Linked DNA regions of Homo sapiens: region 2 is linked to region 1. Evidence: chromatin contacts called from ENCODE Hi-C or POLR2A ChIA-PET data. All regions are on one chromosome and are shown on one strand. The core of a region is the stretch at or near the end of the contact, and the rest is flanking DNA. Distances in the headings are between cores, read along the strand shown.

Evidence for each region. Hi-C counts contacts between places; a loop is a spot of excess contacts on that map. ChIA-PET counts read pairs that join two places held with the same protein, here RNA polymerase II (POLR2A). Pooled maps may share reads with other maps.
Region 2: a map of Caco-2 shows a loop between it and region 1 (6-fold over the local background). The contact joins two enhancer-like sites. A Hi-C loop is called at or near these places in 3 of 168 maps with a recorded cell type or tissue (Caco-2, Calu3 and PC-9) and 2 of 50 pooled maps. POLR2A ChIA-PET finds 5 or more read pairs at or near these places in 5 of 52 experiments (BJ, Caco-2, H1 and 2 more).

Annotation. Positions count from the first base shown.
Region 1 is chr6:47,185,225-47,190,379 of GRCh38, forward strand. No RefSeq gene overlaps it. Among named protein-coding and RNA genes, the nearest start is that of TNFRSF21, 120 kb to the right of the region's middle. Within about 2 kb of position 3,452, at least 3 of the 41 ENCODE cell types and tissues checked have a DNase peak (open chromatin) inside an H3K27ac peak, as active enhancers do; they include PC-9, where a contact is called at or near this core.
Region 2 is chr6:47,110,147-47,115,661 of GRCh38, forward strand. No RefSeq gene overlaps it. Among named protein-coding and RNA genes, the nearest start is that of ADGRF1, 71 kb to the left of the region's middle. RefSeq lists an enhancer at 2,932-3,101. Within about 2 kb of position 1,730, at least 2 of the 41 ENCODE cell types and tissues checked have a DNase peak (open chromatin) inside an H3K27ac peak, as active enhancers do; they include PC-9, where a contact is called at or near this core.

The sequences.
Region 1 (5,155 bases), core at 2,202-4,701:
TTCCCAACCCCACTCAATAGTCAGCATTTCACCAGTATTTACTGAGCACTTACTAAATTCCTACCACAGTTCTAGGCCTCAGACACACAGTGGTAATCAAAACTTGATACCGAGAAGGGCTTACAGGTTAGTAGAGGAGATACATTAAACAAATGAACACACAAATTTTGTTTAGTAAATGAATTTTCATGGAAATCGTGAGTGGTAGATTTCATTAATCCCTGATAATGTATTGCAAAATGAAAAAAATTAGATGCCCGAAAATAAAATTGGTCAAAGACAACAGTTCTAATAAGCATGCCAATGGGATTAAAACACGGATCAATTGAAAATGAGACCATTAATGGCACATGGTAGTTTTCTTTGATGGCAAGATTTTCCAAGGCAAAAGAAAACAGAAACAAATGCAGTCAGCAAAATCCTTAGACTGAAATGGAAGCAAAAAAGAAGACAAATTCAATTTAGCACAGAAAACAAATTGTACAGACATAGCCTGTGCCCCTCCTGACCTGGAGAAAGATGAAATAGCCCAAGAGGTAAAGATCAACAAAGAAGAAGCACGTCTCTGAAAACTGGGTAACGTAAGCAAAAGTTTCCCAAAGAAAACAATAATCTTGGAGGAAAAAAAATCATGAAAGTGCTGTTTTTTTGGGGTTTTTTTGTTTGTTTTTTTCTTTAAGAACTCTTTTCACACAGCCAAATAGCAAGACGTTCTATTGCTTCTAGATTTGTACTCCTTTTGATAAGTTGTATCCACACTTATAATTACACAGAGCATATATATACCTAGGATCCATCCACATCAATTGACACAAATCTTCCTTAAATACAAAGTTTTAGGGCCCAGTTTCATAAGGGAGAACAATGGGGAATCAAATTAGATTGTGTTTGTTTTATGTCTTAGAAGGGATGAGGGGAGATTGCTATCATTACAATGATTATTTTTAAAAAACATTTAAATCAGAATCTTTGGGGATAGGATCCAGATATCAGTACTTTAGGTAAGCTTCTTGGATTGATTCTAATGTGTAGCCAGGGTGAAAAAGCACTGGCTTTGAAGAAAGAACCTGGGGGTTGGAGTCAGAGAAGTTTGAGTTTCAGTAGACATTACCAGCCTTGTGGTATTAAAGCAAGTTACTAATCTCTATTTCTGCTTTCTCTTTTAGAAAATTGGGATGAGAACATCAATCTTATAATAGGACCTTTGTGAGTAGTAAATAGGACAATGTAAGTACAGCCTTTAACAGGGTGCCTGATACAGCATAGAGGTGCCATTAAAGTCAGTGAGGCTGTTCTTTACACATGTCCTAATAGCAACAAATACATATCAGATTTGAATGATTTTGCAGTTGGCCACCCACCAACCAGCTCTGCCTGGATAATTAGGAGATGCCAAAATGACTTATTTCTTTCCCTGTTACACACACATGTATACTCATATATTTACACACACACAAAGGCAATGCTGTTCAAAGGAAGCAGCAATTAATTTCTGGTTGGGAAACTAAGCACCCAGGACCAGAGGAAAGGGAGAATAGGAAGGTAAAATACTGTCAGGAAGGGCGGAGTGAAGAGCTACAACAGTATCTCAGGATGCTGGGGAAGGTAGGCTTAGACCCAGAGACAAAGAAGTGACATCTTAGAAAGCCAGACACAAACATTAGCCCGAGATGAGGACATACTGTTGGTTTGGGGAACAGGAAGAAAAATCAAACAAGTTAAGGACTCTCTCCAAAGGAGGTCTGGGATCCGTCTTGAATTTGTATGCTCCAAACTCTGTATAGTTAGGTCATTTATGTAATTCTTACTGCCTGTAGCAGAGTAGTTGCTGCTCTGATCTGAATGTATTTCATAATTTCCAAAAGTAATAGCTAACAGCTATGAAGCACTTTCTGTAAGCCAGACATTGTGCTAAGCCCTTTATATGCATAAAGAGAATAACTCTATGGAATAAGTACACTCTTCTTCCTATTTTACAAATGAGAATGCTTTGAAAGGTAGTTAACTTGCTAAGCCTCACAAACTTAGTCTTGTGGTAGGAATATGACACATCCAGGTCCATCTGATTCCAACACTGAGGCTCTCAGAACTGTGCTGTGTGCCCATACCTACTGGTATGAAAATCCCTTTATTAATTAACAAGGATTTGCCCAGCAAGTGCTTTGAGGAAGAAACATCAGGGCTGCAAGATGAATGAGACAAGGTTCCTACTGTCACATAATGTTCAGTACCACAAAGGAGCCAGATAAATGCTCACCATTTATTAAAAAGAGTCACGTATGAAGAGTTGCCAGACACAAAACACAAGGTGCTCGGTTAAATTTCAATTTCACATAAGTGACAAATTTGCTTAAGTATTTCCTATGCGATATTTGGGCCATACTTAAACAAATGTATTTGTTTGACAAGAAGTTGAAATTTGACTGGGTGTCCTTATTTTATCTGGTGTATTTTACCTGGTATTTTATCTGGTGACTCTATCATGTAATTGGTTTTATGACAGAGATTTAAAGTAGAAACGCAGAAGTGAGAGCCCTGGAAACAAAATCAAGGTATGAGAAATGGCAAACAGGTATGAGAAACGGCAAACAGATGGGATGCCAAGCTAACTCAGAAGAAAAGGAGATTGTACCTAGTTGTGTAGTTAGGAAGGGCTACAAGGTAGTATTTGAGCTTGACCTTAAATGTGAATAGGGTTTGTTCGTATGTGAAAGGGCAGAGATGACGTTCCAGGCCAAGAGAACAATGTGAGCAAGCGTGTGGAGGTGGGGAAAGCAAAGTTATAACTCAATAATGAATTGAGATTGTTTAGAACCTGAGTTTTTCTGAGTCCAGAGTCCATAACTATTACATCTCATGAGTTAGAGAAGAATGAGGTCTTCAGAAGGTAAACACCAGCAATAGCAGTTGATTGGAAACAGATTGTGCAGGGACTAGAATACCAGGCTGAAGCCTATAGGCTTAGTTAAAAATAACTCAGTATGAGGGAACACATAACATTTCGAGATCATTTTATGTCCAAGTCATAGCTAACAGAGAGACTCCAGCAGCCTTTGGAAGTGAGAATGAAGAGAGCAGCCAGAACCCCAAAGCAGGTCAGTTAGCCAGATGCTGCCCCCACCACCCCTGGGCCCACATCTGCGAGGATGTCCCACAGTGTAGCTTGGTGTAGTGGAACCAAGAAGGCCTATGGCATTTTATTGGCCAAAGATGCATTTGGCTTCAGCTAGATGTCTGTATCCAAGGAACAATATCCACCTTATACTTGTTTTTACTAAAAAAAAAAAAAAAAAGAAAGAAAGAAAAAAGAAAGAAAAAAAGAAAAAAAAAGTGCAAAGTGCATCTCCCTTGTAAGTCAGAGAAAAAAAAGGAAAACCCTTTAACAAACTTACTCATGATTGTGCTGACCCTTAAAAATGCTTTCCTGATGAGTAATTGGGTAGAGAGAATAGTCATTCTAGCCTTATCTTGGTTGCAAAAATGTGTCCTTTCACCCAGTTGTTTTACCTGCAGAGGGTGGAGTGTGAGCAGACTTTGGAGTAAGGGCGGGAGGGGTTGGGGCAGGTAAAGTGGACAAACATGTGTTGTCTGCTTGTTACCAGTGACTCATTTGAGAGCACCTGGTTTCTTGGGGCTACACTTTCATGTAGTTTCTCATCCTGAAGAGCAACTTGCCACATAGGCATTCACCCAGTTACTCATCCAGCTGAAGCTCTGGAGACAGGCAAAGAATTAACCAATTAATAACCATACCCAAGATCTCAATATTGAAGAGCTTTGTGAATTATGTGCATTGGGGGCAGGAGAGTCCTTTAGGAAAATCAGCTCCTCACAGGCAATATGTTGACTGAAACCTTTCCCAGCCAGAAAAAGAACAGCAGTGGCCACCAACATAACCAAAAGCAGCTGTTATTTGCAAAGATATGCCGAATGTTCAAAGGTACGTATTATCCAGTGTCCGCTTAGGCCAAGAACTACAAGATCAACAAAATTGATAGACCGCTAGCAAGACTAATAAAGAAGAAAAGAGAGAAGAATCAAATAGATGCAATAAAAAATCATAAAGGGGATATCACCACCGATCCCACAGATATACAAACTACCATCAGAGAATACTACAAAAACCTCTACGCAAATAAACGGGAAAATCTAGAAGAAATGGATAGATTCCTGGACACATACACCCTCCCAAGACTAAACCAGGAAGAAGTTGAATCTCTGAATAGACCAATAACAGGCTCTGAAATTGTGGCAATAATCAATAGCATACCAACCAAAAAGAGTCCAGGACCAGATGGATTCACAGCAGAATTCTACCAGAGGTACAAGGAGGAGCTGGTACCATTCCTTCTGAAACTATTCCAATCAATAGAAAAAGAGGGAAACCTCCCTAACTCATTTTATGAGGCCAGTATCGTCCAGATACCAAAGCCTGGCAGAGACACAACAAAAAAAGAGAATTTTAGACCAATCTCCTTGACCAACATTGATGCAAAAATCCTCAGTAAAATACTGGCAAACCGAATCCAGCAGCACATCAAAAAGTTTATCCACCAAAATCAAGTGGGCTTCATCCCTGGGATGCAAGGCTGGTTCAAAATACACAAATCAATAAATGTAATCCAGCATATAAACAGAACCAAAGACAAAAACCACATGATTATCTCAATAGATGCAGAAAAGGCCTTTGACAAAATTCAACAATGCTTCATGCTAAAAACTCTCAATAAATTAGGTATTAATGGGACGTATCTCAAAATAATAAGAACTATCTATGACAAACCCACAGCCAATATCATACTGAATGGGCAAAAACTGGAAGCATTCCCTTTGAAAACTGGCACAAGACAGGGATGCCCTCTCTCACCACTCCTATTCAACATAGTGTTGGAAGTTCTGGCCAGGGCAATTAGACAGGAGAAGGAAATAAAAGGTATTCAATAAGGAAAAGAGGAAGTCAAATTGTCCCTGTTTGCAGATGACATGATTGTATATCTAGAAAACCCCATTGTCTCAGCCCAAAATCTCCTTAAGCTGATAAGCAACCTTAGCAAAATCTCAGGATACAAAATCAATGCACAAAAATCACAAGCATTCTTATACACCAGTAACAGACAAACAGAGAGCCAAATCATGAGTGAACTCCCATTCACAA
Region 2 (5,515 bases), core at 480-2,979, 77 kb before region 1:
TTAATAAATGATACCAATAAAGATCTATTTTGGCTGGGCGTGGTGGTTCATGCCTGTAATCCTGCACTTTGGGAGGCCAAGGGCAGGCAGATCACCAGAGCTCAGGAGTTCGAGACCAGCCTGGGCAACATGGTGAAACCCCGTCTCTACTAAAATACAAAAATTACCCAGGCATGGTGGCGCGTGCCTGTAGTCTGAGTTCAAGCAATTCTCCTGCCTCAGCCTCCTGAGTAGCTGGGACTACAAGGCAGAGGTTGCAATGAGCCAAGATTGCACCACTGCCCTCCAGCCTTCATGACCAAGTGAGACTCTGTCTAAAAAAAAAAAAAAAAAAAAAAGATGTATTTTATAGATTACTTTGGCTAATGGAGCATCTTTCAAACTTCTTTGGTTGAATCCATGAGAAGAAATATATTTTATAATGAAACTCATCACATATGCTTGTGTGTGTGCCTGCGGTTATAGCTGAAAAAAAAATGCCCATGAAATAGTACATAACCTTCCTACATGCAATGCACTTTGATATTTTCTATTATATTTTTTAAATGGTGGTCATAATCTAATCAATTAATTTTACAACCCACTAAAAGGTTAAGACCCACAGTTTCAAAAACATACAGCATGGGGCCATCCAATTGAGCATCCTGTCCACATGATTGTCTCTTACTTCTAACACAACCATTCTTTGCCATTTTGAGACCTATAACACCTTTCATTGTCCTTTATTTTATGTTTCTATGTCCTGGATCCTTAATTATATCTTTTGAAATAAAAACAAAGTTTTAGGTCAGGCAAGGTGGCTTATGCCTGTAATCCTCAGCACTTTCGAATGCCAAGGAGAGTGGCTTGACTTGAGCCCAGGAGTTTGAGACCAACCTGGGCAACATGGCAAAATCCTGTTTCTACACAAAATTAAAAAAAAAAATTAACTGGGCATGGTGGTGCATGCCTGTAGTGCCATCTACTTAGGAGGCTGAGGTGAGAGGATCACCTGAGCTCGTGAGGCCAAGGCTACAGTGAGCCACGATCGTGCCACTGCATTCCAGCTTGGGCAACAGAGTGAGACCCTGTCTCAAAAAAATATGTTTTTATTCTTACTTGGAAACTCACAATTTTCTATCACAATGGAGGAAACAAAAGAACTCTCGAAAATTGTTTTCAGAGGGAAGTGAGTTTATATTTGCAGAAAATTTAAGGGAGTAGATTGTTCTGTCTTCCACAGGAAATTTCATGACACAAAATATAGAAGATAATCCGAAGCAAAAATTATCTGCCTGTTGAGGTCTGAATCAGGATGTGAAAGTTGCTCAGAGACAAGACATTGAGCAAAATATATGAGGAAAAAAATATTCAGTCCTACTGGTTCCTATCTCCACCTACCCACCTCACCAGGATTGCTAATGGTGATTGCTAGTGGGCTGTATTCCAAGGACTTAGTATCAAGTAATTTAAGATTTTCTGTTGTATCTCGACCCAAGAAGAATCAATCTTCTTGACTCTTCTCCCCCTGACTACACACATTCAAATTTTGTAAAGTATGATTCCCTCTTTCATTGACAGAAACACAACCAATATCCACAGTTTTTGCTTAGATGACCTACAAACATGTAAAGCTGTGAAAATCCTAGGAAATGACTCCAATGCAAATAAATGCCAGCTCCAGAACTCTACCTGCATTCCTGAGCCAGGATGGAACTGTCCTGAGCCAGATGAGACCAACTTGCAGAATTCCACATCCTGAGACTTCCTTTCCTTTCTGTTTCACACACATATTTTCTAATGTTAGTGTGTATAACCTGCTGACCTTTGCCCCCACTGGAATTTCTGAGCAAGCTACACATGCTCAGCAGGGTTAGGGAAGTAATTTGAGTTTCAACCACAGCGTTTTTAATTTTTTTACTTTAATCTTTATCCTTCAAACATGATGCCTTAGATACATTCTACCCCCCAAAATCTCAAAATATTAGTGGTAGAATGGTGACCCCTTCTCTCCCTTTTTCTTTTTTTTTTTCTCTCTTCCAATTTGCTGATTTTCCTACATTTTCTTCAATGAATTATGAGGTGAGGGAGATTTTCTTTAATTGCTTGAGGAAAAATTATACTCTTCTTCCTCTTAAAATATCAAGGAGCTTGCGCAAAGCTCTTAACTGGTTTGTTCTTAGCTGAGTATCAAAGGCAAGGTCAGAAGAATATGACACTTTTATGTATAGTAGCAATTTTTTAAGATAGGCTTTCTTTCTAAGCAGCTTAGGTCCTTCAGGTTCATATCCTGTATCCCTTTGTCATTTGGTAGCGCTAAGCCTCAGTTTTCATATCAGGAAAATGAAACTAATAATAGTTTATTATTCATGGTGGTGTTGAGAAGGATTACATCAGATCATCACAGCATGCATGCAGCACACTCATGTCCCCTGATCAAGCACACTTGTAAACATTTTCATTATTTTTATTGTTACTTTTGCCTTGGGATTCCTCTTCCAAAGCCAGAGCCCCTAATCCTGGATAGAAAGAGGACTCCAGCAGCATAACAGAGGCAAAGCTTTACTCCTAGCCTTCCCAGAGATTTCTCCCCAATGAACAGCCAGTCTTGTGACTGGAAACTGTGGGAAAGACCTCTAAGATGAAGATGTAATCTAGTGAGTATCCCATGACAGACCATCAAACCCACTGAATAAGACTGGACTGCTGCTCCAAACAGGCTCCCCAGGGACAAACGTTTACCCTGCCCTTACTAACAGTCCCCAAAAAGCATGCTGTCAGTGACAGAGTGAAGGTGAGTGAAGCCCCCCTGAAGATGCCCCAGCGGGGAGGTGCACCCACAACATGGGTATGAGGAGCGGATAACGTGAGGTAAAAGGAAGCCTGGGTCTGCAACTCATGTTGACAACATTACCCAGATTTCCCCAGACCCCACAGCTTTAACCCTATGTCCTAGAACCATGAGCTGGGAACACATGAACTCAGAATGGGGTTCACACATATCCCCAGATCCCAGAGTTTCCTGCCAGGCCTCTTGACTGGGAAATCTTTGCAGACCCTTATGGAGGTGCCAAGGCCATCTCCAAATTTTCCAGATTTATTGAAAAGATAACTTCCTGGCTGGGAATGTTCAAAGTAAACCACTAAACTGGAGAGGGAGAGACTTTCAGATTCCCTAAGGCCAGCTCACTGTTCTTTTGAATGCCCTTTACCATACCTAAGCCTTTAGAGACACTGGTGAAGTAAATGGTGAACTCTGGCTACTCTCTCAACCCAGAAGATTAGTCTAAGAAAGGTTTTCATGATATAAATGTTAGAAACTGATTATCTAGGCCAGGCGCGGTGGCTCACGCCTGTAATTCCAGCACTTTGGGAGGCCGAGGCGGGCGGATCATGAGGTCAGGAGATCGAGACCATCCTGGCTAATACGGTGAAACCCTGTCTCTACTAAAAACACAAAAAATTAGCCGGGTGTGATGGCGGGTGCCTGTAGTCCCAGCTTCTGGGGAGGCTGAGGCAGGAGAATGGCGTGAACCCGGGAGGCGGAGCTTGCAGTGAGCTGAGATCACGCCACTGCACTCCAGCCTGGGCAACAGAGCGAGACTCCGTCTCAAAAAAAAGAAACTGATTATCTAAACCTCAATCTCAAGAAATGGAGCTGCAGACACAGCATAACATTCCCCTGCATTTCTCAGTCTCCAAATTTGGGCCCAGAGCCCTGGAGACCCAGGAGGCTGAGAAGAGCAAAACAAGACATTTTGCCTCATGCTTCATTCCCATCTCCTGCAATTTCCTGTCAAATCTGCAGCTGTTTTCTACACCACGGCTTTACAAGGCTCATAGTAACCTCTCTCAGACAGAGGAAGACTCTAGGGTTCAACTGGGTCATCCTCCTGCCTCTCAGCAACTACACCCAACTCGTGAGATACACTCACATCTTTGTAAATTTGACTTCCCTTAAATATCTTTTAATCTCTTTCCAGGTTGAAACTTTTATAGATGTCAGGGTTGCACATTCTGATGTAGAGTAAGAAGGAAGGAGTTGTTCCCTAAATTTTCCCTTTCTTCCCATGTGCAGAGTTTCTGATTTGCACTTAACAGGAGGCTTTGTAACATGTACACCACAGCCATGTATTACAGAAACCACAGGTTTCCAGTGAATACTCCTGGGTTGGTTCAGTCCTTTGTGCAATGTACAAAATCTGGTTACATTTCAGGTCCTGGAACTTCCTGAGATATAAGGGATGATGGGGAGGAAGTGTTAAAGGTAAATGTGGTTTTGAGCCAGGATGATTGAGGCGTGGTCTCTGATAGAATAAGCAAGTCAAGAAGCAGAAAAACATTATAAAAGTTAAGATAGCAAGAGAACAGATTTGTGCGCACATTTTAGTTCATCAATGGGAGTGGAATCATGTATTTACTTATTTAGAGAGAAGGTCTTGCCTTGTCTCCCAGGCTGGAGTACAGTGATCATGTGTGATCACGGCTCACTGCAGCCTTAACCTCCTAGCTCAAGCGATCCTCACACCTCAGCCCCTTTTCCCACACTCCCAGGTAGCTGAGACTATAGGCATGCACCACCACGCCTGGCTAGTTTTTATTTTATTGTACAGATGGGGTCTCACTATGTTGCCCTGGCTTGTCTCAAACTGGGGCTCAGGTGATCCTCCTGACTGAGTAAAATCATTTTAGAGGGCTTTACACCTTCATTCTGGATTCAGAAAATATGAATCTCATTAGATAAATGAGATTGTTTCTAAAGACTTGAGGCAGGGAAGATTGCTGTGCTGCAGAAACTATTATTTGTCACAGGAGGTAACTGGAAGCATAGGAAGGAGATCCTGCAAGATAATATGAAAAATTATTTGATACTTATATATAGATTTAATAATTCTTCCATTTCTGGCATAGTCTTCAAGGAAAAGGGAAATTGTAGGGGTGATTGTAGGGGAACTAACAAGGCTTCCTCTCCCTAAGTCAACTCTGAGTTCTGAACACATTTCAGTATTTGAGAACAGTTCTCAAGTCCCCCCAAAACCTTCTATTTTTTAGTAGAATAGTCTCAGTTCCATCAAGTGATGGTTTCCAAAACCCTCAACACTCACTCTCTTCTGGATATGTTTTAGTTCATCAATATTCTTCTAAAAATATAGCATCTAGACTAGCAGAAAAATCTCTAAATGCCATCTGATCTGGTAAAAATTCAACAGATCTATCATCTCCCTTGTGCTGGCCACATTTTTCCCCTCAATGCAACTTAATGCCACATTGGATTATTTGCTGCAATGAGGCAGTCACAATTGGCTTGTATTGCCTTTGCAGTCAATTAATTCCAGTTTGTCTTTTTCAAATAAATTACTAGTTTATACTTATGCAATTATTTTGTTTTGTTTTTTGTCTGACTAAAGGCAAAAATTAACCCTTGTTAAATTATATTATGTAGATTTTAGCTGCCTGCCAATGAGCTTATTAAGACCATTTTGAATCTGGATACTGACTTCTCATTAACCATCCTTCCCAGCTATATGTCATTCCC